Linked DNA regions of Homo sapiens: region 1 is linked to region 2. The links are chromatin loops, found by intact Hi-C in ENCODE. Cell type or tissue: mammary epithelial cell. All regions are shown on one strand. Links, peaks and the distances in the headings refer to the core of each region. The heading gives the core; the rest is flanking DNA. Region 1 overlaps LINC02966 (long intergenic non-protein coding RNA 2966). Region 2 overlaps PAX8 (paired box 8).

Region 1 (5,374 bases), core at 266-5,265, 89 kb after region 2:
TCCTTACTTCGTGATCCGCCCACCTTGGCCTCCCAAAGTGCTGGGATTACAGGTGTGAGCCACCGCACCTGGCCTAGATCATCCCATTTTTATCATAGTCAGTGTCTTAGTCTGTTTTGTGTTGCTGTAACACAATACCACAGCCTAAGAAATTTATAAAGAAAATTTTTTTTGTTCTTACTCTTCTGGAGGCTGGGAAATCCAAGGTTGGGGGCTGCATCTGGTGAGGACCTTCTTGCTGTATCATCCTAGCCGGGAAGGAGGAAGGGGAAAAGAGCAGGAAGGAGCAAGAGAGAAAGCAGGGCAGACTCATCCCTTTTATCAGAAACCTGCTCCATCAATAACTAACTCCCATGATAACACCATTAATCCATTAACGAGGACAGAGCCCAATAACCCTTAAATATCCATCCTCTTAACACTGTTGCATTGGAGATTAAGTTACCAACATTTGAACTCTGGGGGACACATTCAGACCATAGCAGTCAGTTATAAAAGCGTGATTTATGCTTTTTCCTAGTTTCATAAGCATAAGATGTGACATATTTTAATAGCTGACAATTCTACAGGGCCTGATCTGAGTTCCTAGCCTAGATCAGCCTTTCTAGAACTTTGTAGATTTTCAAAGATGACCAGTTCTGCAAGCCAGGGTAATCTGGCATGTTCTGGAAGCAAAGGAAGTGGATATGGCTTCAGCCATAGGAAACAAAAAAGATATGATATTTAAAGAAAAAGATTATTCAGTTCAAATCTTCCTAAAACATTTACGAAACAAATGTGCACCAAGTTTTAATACTGGGTGAAGTTACCTCTGATTGGTGTTAACTATGTTATGTGAGGATACCAATTTCAAAGTATATGAAAATGTAAAACTTGAAAATGGTGGAGTCATCCTAAGTATTACTTCATAAAATACAAGTAGAGAAGAAAAAGAAGATTTGACATATAAAGATACGAGAGAAAAACACTCAAAATTATGTGACCTCACACAGGTAACCCTTTCAAGTGATGGGGCACTTTTCAAGTGGAAGCTTTCCTCCCTGCCTTGAAAACAAGAATGTGTGACTGGTGTCCATTTGTATGTCTGTCTGTCAGTCTGGAGTGTGTGGTCTTAGGAAGGCTGGAAGATGATGCAAAACACTTTGATCATTTGTTCTTTGCGTTTCTGCTGCTATTAGCACTTGCATGTGCTGTACTGAGACTTCTACTGACACAACTCCTCCAATCAATGTATTTCTTGGAGGACACCTTACTCACTTGTTCTAAACTTCAGTGTCCTGGGTCTCTGAGTGGCTCTCTAGGGCAGTAACGGTGGGAGGGCAGAGTTCACAAACTATGTTCAATATTTGGAAAGGACTGATTACCTACAGTAAAGTGACTTGGGCTAGTAAAATGTCAGGTTTCTTTGCTTTGGGTTGATTTATAACAACTCAATTTGGGAATACGTACTATCTCAATGGATTGCTCTGATTGGCATTTTTCTAGGTCCTTGATTTATAAATGAAAGGGAGAACTGATTATTCAATAAATACAGTCTATTTTTCCTAATTATGTAGGAAATCATGTCTTTGTAATAAAAGGAGTGTTTGATAGAATGAGCTCATGAAGAAGAGTGTAGTGTTCAACTATAGTTCTCTCTACTCCCCAGATGCCATTGGGGTAAAAGTTACCCAAACAAGAGAAGATTCTGTTGACCCTGAAGTTGAAGTATGGTGGAGATTTTCTAGAAAAATCCATTCAAATCTTTTTCTCTCCCAGATCATGAAGGAAAGAGGAGGCGTCTACTGAATGTAAGGTAGAGCCAAAGGCATCTATTGATGACTGAAGAAGAGGCATGAATATGACAAAAACAGGAAGGTAGGCCAAAAAAGATGATTCATAGATGATTCAACATGGAGGCCCCAACCTTATTTTATTAGTAAAAAAAGATGTGGTGGCAAGTGTATGGGGAGAGAAAAGAAATTAAAACACCATGATCCTTTTAATACAGTCCAAGATTTACTCTGCATAATCCAGTCATATTTTTGACAGTAAATTCATAGCTCCTCTGTCCCCAGTAACAGAACGGTGATCTTTATGGGGCCGGCGTGAGGAAGCTGGCGGGCACGGCCCCCGTCACATTAAACTGTCTCAGTGAAGAGGCAATTTGTTTGATATTAAGAGTTATAAAAATATCAGCACAGAGCGGTTATGCCAGGGATATTGCACAAGCCAATCTGAATTTTAATGTAGTGTGAGCAATAAGCACCGCATTCCTGAGCTCCTGCCACACTCCCTCTGCAAATATTTGAAGAGAAAAAGACAGAGGTTTTGAGTGTCTTGCTCTTTTCCACTTGTGCTTCATGCGGGCTTGCTCATCACCAGATGTGTGGGAGCTGGCAAGGGTTTCCAGGTGCCTGGAAGGGGGGTTCTCAGGAAGCCCCACACAGGAGATCCAATGGCATCCCTGGCATCGTGTGCAGAGAGAATGGGGTCGGCTTCCTAGCACCTCTGTTCGTGCCCCTCACTCACTCAAGGTGTCATCTAGCAGCCAGGACTCAGCTCCTCCACCCAGTGTCTCCTGATTTTCATCCCAAGTATTCTTTAGTGTCTTATTCCAATGGAACGCCATTGCCCAAGCATCCCACTCCCCTCCCCATCCTCTAAGTCCACCATAAAATGCCCTTCTTATCTTCTTACTGTGCCCCCATCACACCCCGTCTCTTTAGCCCATAGGTGTACACTCTGACCTCTCCCCTCAGGCCCTTCCATCAGTTTTCTCATTATTTCCCTTTACCGCCATTCCTCTCCCTTCACCTCCCAGTCACCTCTTCCCAGCCTCTTCTCCCATAAATATCCATTTAACCTTACAGATAGATCTTTCTGAAACATGCTAACCAATTAATTTCACTTCCACAGGGTGCCTACTCTGTGTCAGGCATTGGGTAGTGGCTGAAGGAGACACAAACATGAACAACACCTGGTGGTCTCTGCTCTTCAGGGACTCACAGTCCAGTTGTGAAGGGGAAGAGGGGGTGCCAGAGGTGATGGGGGTGCCAGACAAGGATTCTGGTCATTTTTACTTTGAGGACAGAGTGAGATAAGATCCCCAGGAGAGGTCCAAACACAGGCAGTAAAGGGCCTAAGAAGGAGAGATGTGTCTGAAGAGGGGAAAGAGAGAACATATCATGGTGGCGACTGGCTATGCCTTCAAGAAGGGGTACAGTTGGCAGGTGGCAGTTGGAGAACTGGGCAGAGAAGAGTCTATCTTAGGCAAAGCAGAGAAATGCTCTGATGGGGGAATTCATGGGGAATTGTTAAGAAATAGTGAGTCATCCAGCTTGTCTGACAGGGCTCAGAGAAGTGCAGGGACATGCCCAAGCTAATGAAAAGGTGAGTCCGATATAGCATGCTGTTTGTCTGATTCCCAGTTCAGAATGCTCTTCATTACACCACAGCAGTAATTCTCAAGGTGTTAGCCTGAGACTCCTGGACTCCTTGAGATCCTTTCAGGGTGTCTGAGAGGTCAATGCTGTTTCAAGGTCGTTTGCCTTTGCTTTCTTATTTACCTCCGGGTGTACAGTGGGGCTTTTTACTGTGCATTTGGAAGATCTTTGTAACTCAGTGATCCAACATTTTCCAAGTGACCAGTGCATGATATTACAAATCATGCATGGGTGAATCATCCGCTCAAGGCCTCTCTCTCTCTCTTCTTCTCTCTCTCTTTCTCTCTCTCCTGGCTCTTGCTCTCATTCTACCCACCTCCATCACATCAGGCTTATCCTTGAATCCTTTCATCTGGAAGTTTATTTCCTTCCCCTTTCACCCAACTTCCTTTCTGCAGCACCTTCCACTGTACTCCCTCACTCCCTTCCTTCCCAGATTCCAGATCTAGGCTACTTACATTTCTCAAGCCAGCCTCCATTTCTCCATCTTCTGTTATCCCTCAAACTCCCTCTCCAATGTTTCATAATTCTTTCACAGGCATGGTCTCCGTTTCTTCTAGAGTTTTTGGAGGCTATCTATGCTTCTTAACTTTGGTCACCAGCTTCTCAAAAGTTCTTATTTGTTGCTGCAATGATAGATAAGTGTTCACATTTGTGAATTATGCTCATCACTTTTGAAGTTATGAGAGACTCTTCTGAACCTCCCAGCCCAGCCCTGGGTCCAACTTAGTGCAAACAAGGAGGGGTGTCCTGGCTCTGATGGAGGGAGCATGGGCTTGGAGACAGGCAGACCTGTTGCAGAGCCAGCTTTGCCACAATCTAACAATGTCGGTTTAACCAAGCCACTCCATCCCTCTGAGCATTAGGCCCCGTGTTTATTGAGTGAAGATAATAATACTCACCCTGCAAAGTTCTTATGAAAATTCAATCAGAATATACACATATGGCAGAGAGTAAGTGCTCATGTAGATTCACTATTATTATCAGAAAGAGACATGATGGCAATCAGTGAATGTGAGTGGTCATTACAAGGCATTTAATTATTTGTCTTGATTATTACAAATTAAACTATAACCTAAATCACTAGTTCTCCAACTTACACAGCACAATCACTTGGGCAGCTTGTTGAATATAAGGAGGCCCCAGATATTCTGATTCAGTAGTTTATGAGTAGAGTCTTCACATCTATAATTTTAATGAACTGATGTATACCAAACACTGGCCCATATATTTTCTGAGTTTTCTGGAATCTTAAATTTTCCCACTATTTAATGAGATTATTCAGTTCTTAAAAACCTACACAGCTTGTGTTTGATGATCTTTATTAATATCTCACAGGTTTTCATTCATTCTTTCATTCATTCACTCACATGCATTCTTTGTATTGAACTAATGGTTGCAATATCTCACCAAACTGTCCTCTGCATAACCCACTAGCCCCTGCCTCCCACCCCTTCCGTCTTTCACAGAGCATGGTGTGCAGTGGAGCCAAGAGACCTTGGGCACTTTCTTTAATATTATCAAACCTCCTATTTCTTTGCTTTTGCAGTGAGGACAGCACAATCTCATGGGGACATTGTGAGGATCGTCCAGGCTAATGTGTGTGTGGGCCTTCTGTGATGTGCCACCCAAATGCTACTTCTAACCATTTTCTTTTGTGGAAAGCCCAGGTGCTTATTCATGTAAAAGAGGGATTGGACTTGCCAGTCTCTGAGGCTTCCAGTGTTTTTGTACTTACTCAAACTCTCCATCGCTCCAAGGACAGTGCTGGCTCAGGATGGGCTGAGTGGACACCAAAGTCTGGCCTCTCCTCCCCCTCCCATTCAATCCTGACCAAACAGCACCTGCACTGTCTATACTCAGCTTTTGCAAATATGCTCAATGCTTTGCAAGCCTGTTGTCTTTTTTATTCTTCCTACATAATTGTTTGGACTTGCTTGATGTACCTT
Region 2 (5,374 bases), core at 142-5,141:
CAAAGCTGAATTCAGGGAATGCTCAGTAGTTACATAACAGTGCCACTAAAGGCAATTGTTTTCAGTGATTTCCATCGAGCTGGGTTCTGCAAAGATCCACAGCACTTTCCGGTTGCATGCTGGGCACTTTTGGAAGCTGCAGTCAATTCTGGAGGCCACCAGGGCACCATTAGCACATAGCAGCAATTATTGACTAAATGGTGCTCTGGTTCCATGCCTTCCAAGGGGGCCCACTTAGAGGCAGGGTGGAGTTGCTTAGGGCCTTTTTTTTTTTTTTTTTTTGTAGACGGAGTTTTGCTCTTGTTGCCCAAGCTGGAGTGCAATGGTGCGATCTTCGCTTACTGCAACCTCTGCTTCCTGGGTTCAAGTGATTCCCCTGCCTCAGCCTCCCGAGTAGCAGGGATTACAGGTGCGTGCTACCATGCCAGGCTAATTTTTTGTATCTTTAGTAGAGACAGGAGTTTCACCATGTTGGCCAGGCTAGTCTTAAACTCCTGACCTCATGATCTGCCTGGCTTGACCTCCCAAAGTGTTGGGATTACAGGCATGAGCCGTTGCACCTGGCCAGGGTGTGTCTTATTGAAATTGAACAAAATACCTAATTTCTAGAGCGTATAAGAGAAGTTTAAAATGCTTTATGGATGTGTTGTTTTGACAGCAAAATATCTACTCAGAATCCTATAGCTATTTCAAAATCCAAGTAACTTAGAAAAAAAGGAAAAAGAAAACCTATATAGTCAAATCTTTTGGTGATTTTGTATTCAATGACTGAAACTTCCCAGTGATTATTGGGCTTTTTAGCTGGAATTGAACTTGAATCGGGGCAGAGCAGCACAATGCTTCAGAACTTCAGCGACTCTGAGCCCTGGTTCTGCAATGACCTGCCAAGTAGCTTTAGTCTACTTGACTGCTCTGAACCTTAATTTTCTCACCTGTATGGGAATCATAGACTCTACTTTATGAGGCTGACGTAAGCATTACATGAAATTTTGTATACTTATACATAATGTGCTTAGCACCGAATACTTGGTGACAGCAGATGCCCAATGAGAGTTATCACAGATATTATTTCAGAATCGTGAAGAGTCAGAAGCCACCAAATTCTTGATTTCTGTCAATAAACTGATATTCATATTCTGTTGATTTTTTTTGATGCATTTGTAAAATAGGGAAACAAGAGCTGTATGACTTCTAGCTATGTCTGGTCATGAAATAGCAACCAGGAATAAGGCCACATGATGTTTCTGATGAACACTTCCCCCTGCCCTTTTTTTTTTTTTTTCAGATGGAGCCTCGCTCTGTCACCCAGGCTGGAGTGCAGTGGCACAATCTCGGGTCACTGCAACCTCCGCCCCCCAGCTTCAAGCGATTCTCCTGTCTCAGCCTCCCGAGTAGCTAGGATTACAGGTGCACGCCACCAGGCCTGGCTAATTTTTATATTTTTAGTAGAGATGGGATTTTGCCTTGTTGGCCAGGCTGGTCTCAAACTCCTGACCTCAGGTGACCCATCCACCTTGGCCTCCCAAAGTGCTGGGACTACAGGTGTGAGCCACCATGCCTGGTCCCCCACTTGTTGATTTTGCAGAAAAGATAGCTGTGTTACAACCTGTCCTAAGGTCAGGTATGAATACTTGTGCTTCTTTCTTGGCTCCCCAAGCCAGAGGGCATTCCTATGCCCAGGTGAGAGAGCACGGAGTGTTACTTTGGCAGCACAGTCAGTTACCAGAGGTAGGAAAAGCAAAGGCCAGGCAGGACATGAGGGGCCCTTGCACTGGCTGGTTCTCCCTGCCTTCACCACCCTCCAGGTGAATGACTGGGTGAATAATGATTGACTGAGGAGGTAATGAATAATTTATGGACACTGCTGGACCTCAGTCTCCTCATCTGAAAGATGAGTGGTTGGAGAAGTTTAATGGTTTTCAAATGCTTTTTTTTTCAGTCTTCAAATAAGTGTTTACGTAGAAGCACCATATCTGAAACAGGTGACAGTGGACCAGTCTGAATGAAATGAGGGTTGGCAGGCCTGAGCTCCAAAACCTTCTGATTGCCCAAGCCCTCCTTGTCTTGCTTGGATTATCTCCACACAAATGGAGAAACTGGACAAGGTGGTCATGGAGGTCCCTGAAAGCTCAAAGACTTTCTCATTCCAGGATTCCCCATGTTCATATGCCAGCATGGCATGGGGGTGCTCTGTAGTCAAGCAGGGTCCTTTGGGGGGCTTAGGGATGGAGCCAGGAAATGGCTCTGGGACTCAGCGGGTGTCCAGAGTCTCATCAGCAGGGTTTCTTTACTTTCACTGAGTGGCTGGTGCCTGCACACTGAGTTTTGCAGGCTTACTCTCACAGAGTGAGCTTCCTGCAGGCCCCCCACTGCAACCCCTTTCCTTCCTGGAGCTGTGTGCTGACTGGTGCGTGAGCACCCCAGGCCCTCTCCCCATGCTGCTGATGGTCAGCTTTCTCTGCACGCTCGTGGTTGCCACAGTCAACGCTGATAAAATTGCTGATGCAGATTGCCTGCCCAGCTGCGAGTGCTGGCACGGGACCAGCAGCCCAGACGGTCACTGGAAGTGGTTGGGCTGATTATTGGCATCATCTCCATTGTCCTACTCGGTTCTTAAAGGCATATGGACTTGCCTCACTCCTACAGCAAATGACGGCATGGGCAAAGAGGGGCAACAGACCCACCCTGAAGACACTCCTCATCTGGTTGACTTGGCAGGGTTAAGGGAAAAAGATGTGATGACTAGGAGCTGAGAGCTTAGTGGTTCTGCCAGAGCTGCAGAGTCTTTGTTGGCCTCAGGGTGGGACCTCTCACATCTCTGTCAGCTTTTCACGGACACCAACCTGTTATGATTCATTTCACCTGTCCTGAGCACTAGCAAGAAAAATTCGCTGTAGCTTGTGATGTATTATTCTGGATTTCTCAACTCATTCATTTGTTCATTCATTCACTATACCATTACTGTCTATTATAAGGGGGGCACAATGGTAGGTGCTGGGAATAAAAACGATGTTTAACGTTTCATGAGGCTTCCCTGTCCTTAAGGAGTCCGCGTGTCTTTGTACCTGTCTGTCTGCTAGATTATTAAGTGACACTGTGAGAAGCTACTGAGAGCAGCATGTGGGACATGCAGAAGGGCAAGAGGCAGGAGAGATGATTCATGTCGGAGGGGCAGGGGAGGACTGACGGAGAGGGTGATGTTTGGCTGAGTCATGAAGGCTAGTGGTATTTTTCCATGCAGAGAAGTGGGAGGAAAGGCATTCTGTGTGGAGGGCACACAGTGTGCAAGGGCAGAGAGGTGTGAGCGAGGGTGGTGAGCTCGGGGCCATGAGTAATGCAAGAGCATGGGGTGTGCAGGATGAGTGGCCAAAGGTGGGGCTAGGAAATAGTGGCTGAGGTCATTATGTGAAGGCTTTGTGCTACTGCTTCAGAGTTGTGGAACGTGATGTTGCAATCTGGGAAAGACGCTGATGGCAAGGGATAGCATCATCAGGTTGTGCTGCCATCCCTGAAAGGCCCAGGCTCAAAGGTTTTGGGTGAAGGAAGCCAGGAGGGTTAGAAAGGGAGGAAGATGCCAGGGCATCTGGTAAAATAAAGCATGTGTCAGGCTTGGAGTTGCATAAGGCAGGTGCCCTGAGCCCATTGATGCAACTTCCAGCTGCTTTGATGGAGCACAGGCTCATTTGGAGAATAGACCTTCTCTGGCCCTTGCCCACCCTGTTCACCTCCCAGGGCCCAGCTTCTCACCTGCTCGCCTTTGGTGTGGCTGGGGGAGGCATAGGCCTCTGGGTAGTGCTGCCGCTCAAATGGGCACTCGAGCGGCTCGAGGTGGTGCTGGCTGAAGGCATCCGTGCGAAGGTGCTTTCGGGGTCCGCTGCTGCTGCTCTGTGAGTCAATGCTTAGTCGGCAGCTATCCTGATCACCTGGTACCCCCCGGGAAGGAAGAAAGCTTTTAGGGGACCTATCTATTCATGCTCTAGGCCAAAGTAGAGGACTGACTCCAAGCTGACTCACTGTGGAGGGAGAAAAAGGGCCAGCCACGTGGGCCCAGGAGCCTTGGCCAACTGAGGGACAGGACATGTGACAGTCACATGCAGAGCCCCTACAAAGTCCCATATCATAAGTGGAAGGGTTTCTGTCCCCATCAAAGCCTGAGCAAACTGCTCTCGTGCACCGCCCGCTGCCCTCCTGTCCCAGCACTCACTGTCATCCATTTTCCTCTTGTCGCTGCCAGGCTGAGCGATGCCCAGGAGCCCATTGATGGAGTAGGTGGAGCCCAGGGAATCCGACTGGGGTGACTCCGGGGGAGTTACAGCTGAGCTGGGGACTGCAGTGGGGGAGAGGGAGAGGGTCAGGGGTGGGAGTGACACCCCTCACAGCCCTGGGTGACTCTGGGGTAGTTACAGTTGAGCTGGGGACTGCAGGGGCTGGGGGAGAGGGAGAGGAGCAAGGGGTGGGACACCCCTTACAGCCCTGGGGTGACTCTGGGGGGACTGCGGTGGTGGGAAGAGGGAGAGGGTCAGGGAGTGAGAGTGACACCCCTCACAGTCCCTGCTGACACTGTGCAGGAGGCAGCAAGCCGAACCATGGACTGAGCCCTGGAGGGGCTCAGGTCCTTCCTCCAGGGGGCCTCCTGGTGGGAGGGATTCTTGGAGTTAGAGCTGTCTCAAGTGTTTGCACCTCTCCATAGTTCAGTGAATCTGCCCTGGGAACAGGCCAGACTTCGTCGCAGTGGCACAACTCAGTCTACACATGGGTTTGTGAATGGTACTGTGCACAGCTATGTCTGTGTGGGTGTGTCTGTGTGTGCCTCTGTGTATATGTGGGTATGCTGAAGGGGAGGTGTACACGAGCATGTGTGTGTATCCAGGTCTCTCAGCACTCACTCAGCGTGTGTCCGGGACTCAGGGACTTGGTGGCCACGCAGCTGTCCATAGGGAGGTTGAATGGTTGCTGCACTTTGGTCCGGATGATTCTGTGATGAAGAGAAGAAAGGCCATGAGAGAGAAGAGGAGGAAAGAGAACTCATGGCTGCCCCAGACCCAGTCGCCTTTTTGACACCCCTTTTGGGTATCTCCAAGGCACTTGAAACTCAACTGTCCACAGTCAAGTCTGTGACCCTACTCCGCATGCCTAGTCCTCCTCAGTTGTCCGCATTTCATGATTGGTACCATCAGTCACTCAAGGCCAAAACAGAGATGGGGCTTAACCTCTGCTTCCCTCTCTTTCCTATCAAACCCATCATCAAGTTCTGTGTTTTGACCTTGTGAACCTTGCCAACGTTGACCCCTCTCTGCGTCTCTCCATCAGCACCTTAGTGCATGTCATCACCAGTGTTCCAGGGTCACTCAGTGGCCCACGCCCATCCCCTCTT

What was found. Hi-C counts contacts between places; a loop is a spot of excess contacts. Peaks named below come from ENCODE experiments on the same cell type or tissue, not always from the same donor. Only the 100,000 strongest peaks of a DNase experiment are listed, where the experiment ranks them.
Region 1: it touches region 2 in a loop (7-fold over the local background); 7 of 110 quality-filtered maps call a loop at or near these places.

The regions. Positions count from the first base shown.
Region 1 is chr2:113,326,921-113,332,294 of GRCh38, forward strand. It overlaps LINC02966 (long intergenic non-protein coding RNA 2966), which reads left to right. Exons shown (of 4, transcript NR_183358.1): 2 at 1,759-1,857. Among named protein-coding and RNA genes, the nearest start is that of LINC02966, 4.6 kb to the left of the region's middle. In mammary epithelial cell, for the core only: no CTCF peak of the experiment used is centred there; DNase peaks (open chromatin) are centred at 1,841, 2,291, 3,361 and 3,657; H3K27ac peaks cover 3,840 bases.
Region 2 is chr2:113,237,804-113,243,177 of GRCh38, forward strand. PAX8 (paired box 8) reads right to left here. Exons shown (of 12, transcript NM_003466.4): 5 at 4,887-4,975; 6 at 4,205-4,327; 7 at 3,748-3,923. The region is part of intron 1 of PAX8-AS1 (PAX8 antisense RNA 1); the gene reads left to right. Among named protein-coding and RNA genes, the nearest start is that of PAX8-AS1, 4.2 kb to the left of the region's middle. RefSeq lists an enhancer at 3,117-4,316. In mammary epithelial cell, for the core only: a CTCF peak has its summit at 2,776; DNase peaks (open chromatin) are centred at 2,728 and 3,338; H3K4me3 peaks cover 152 bases; H3K27ac peaks cover 2,851 bases.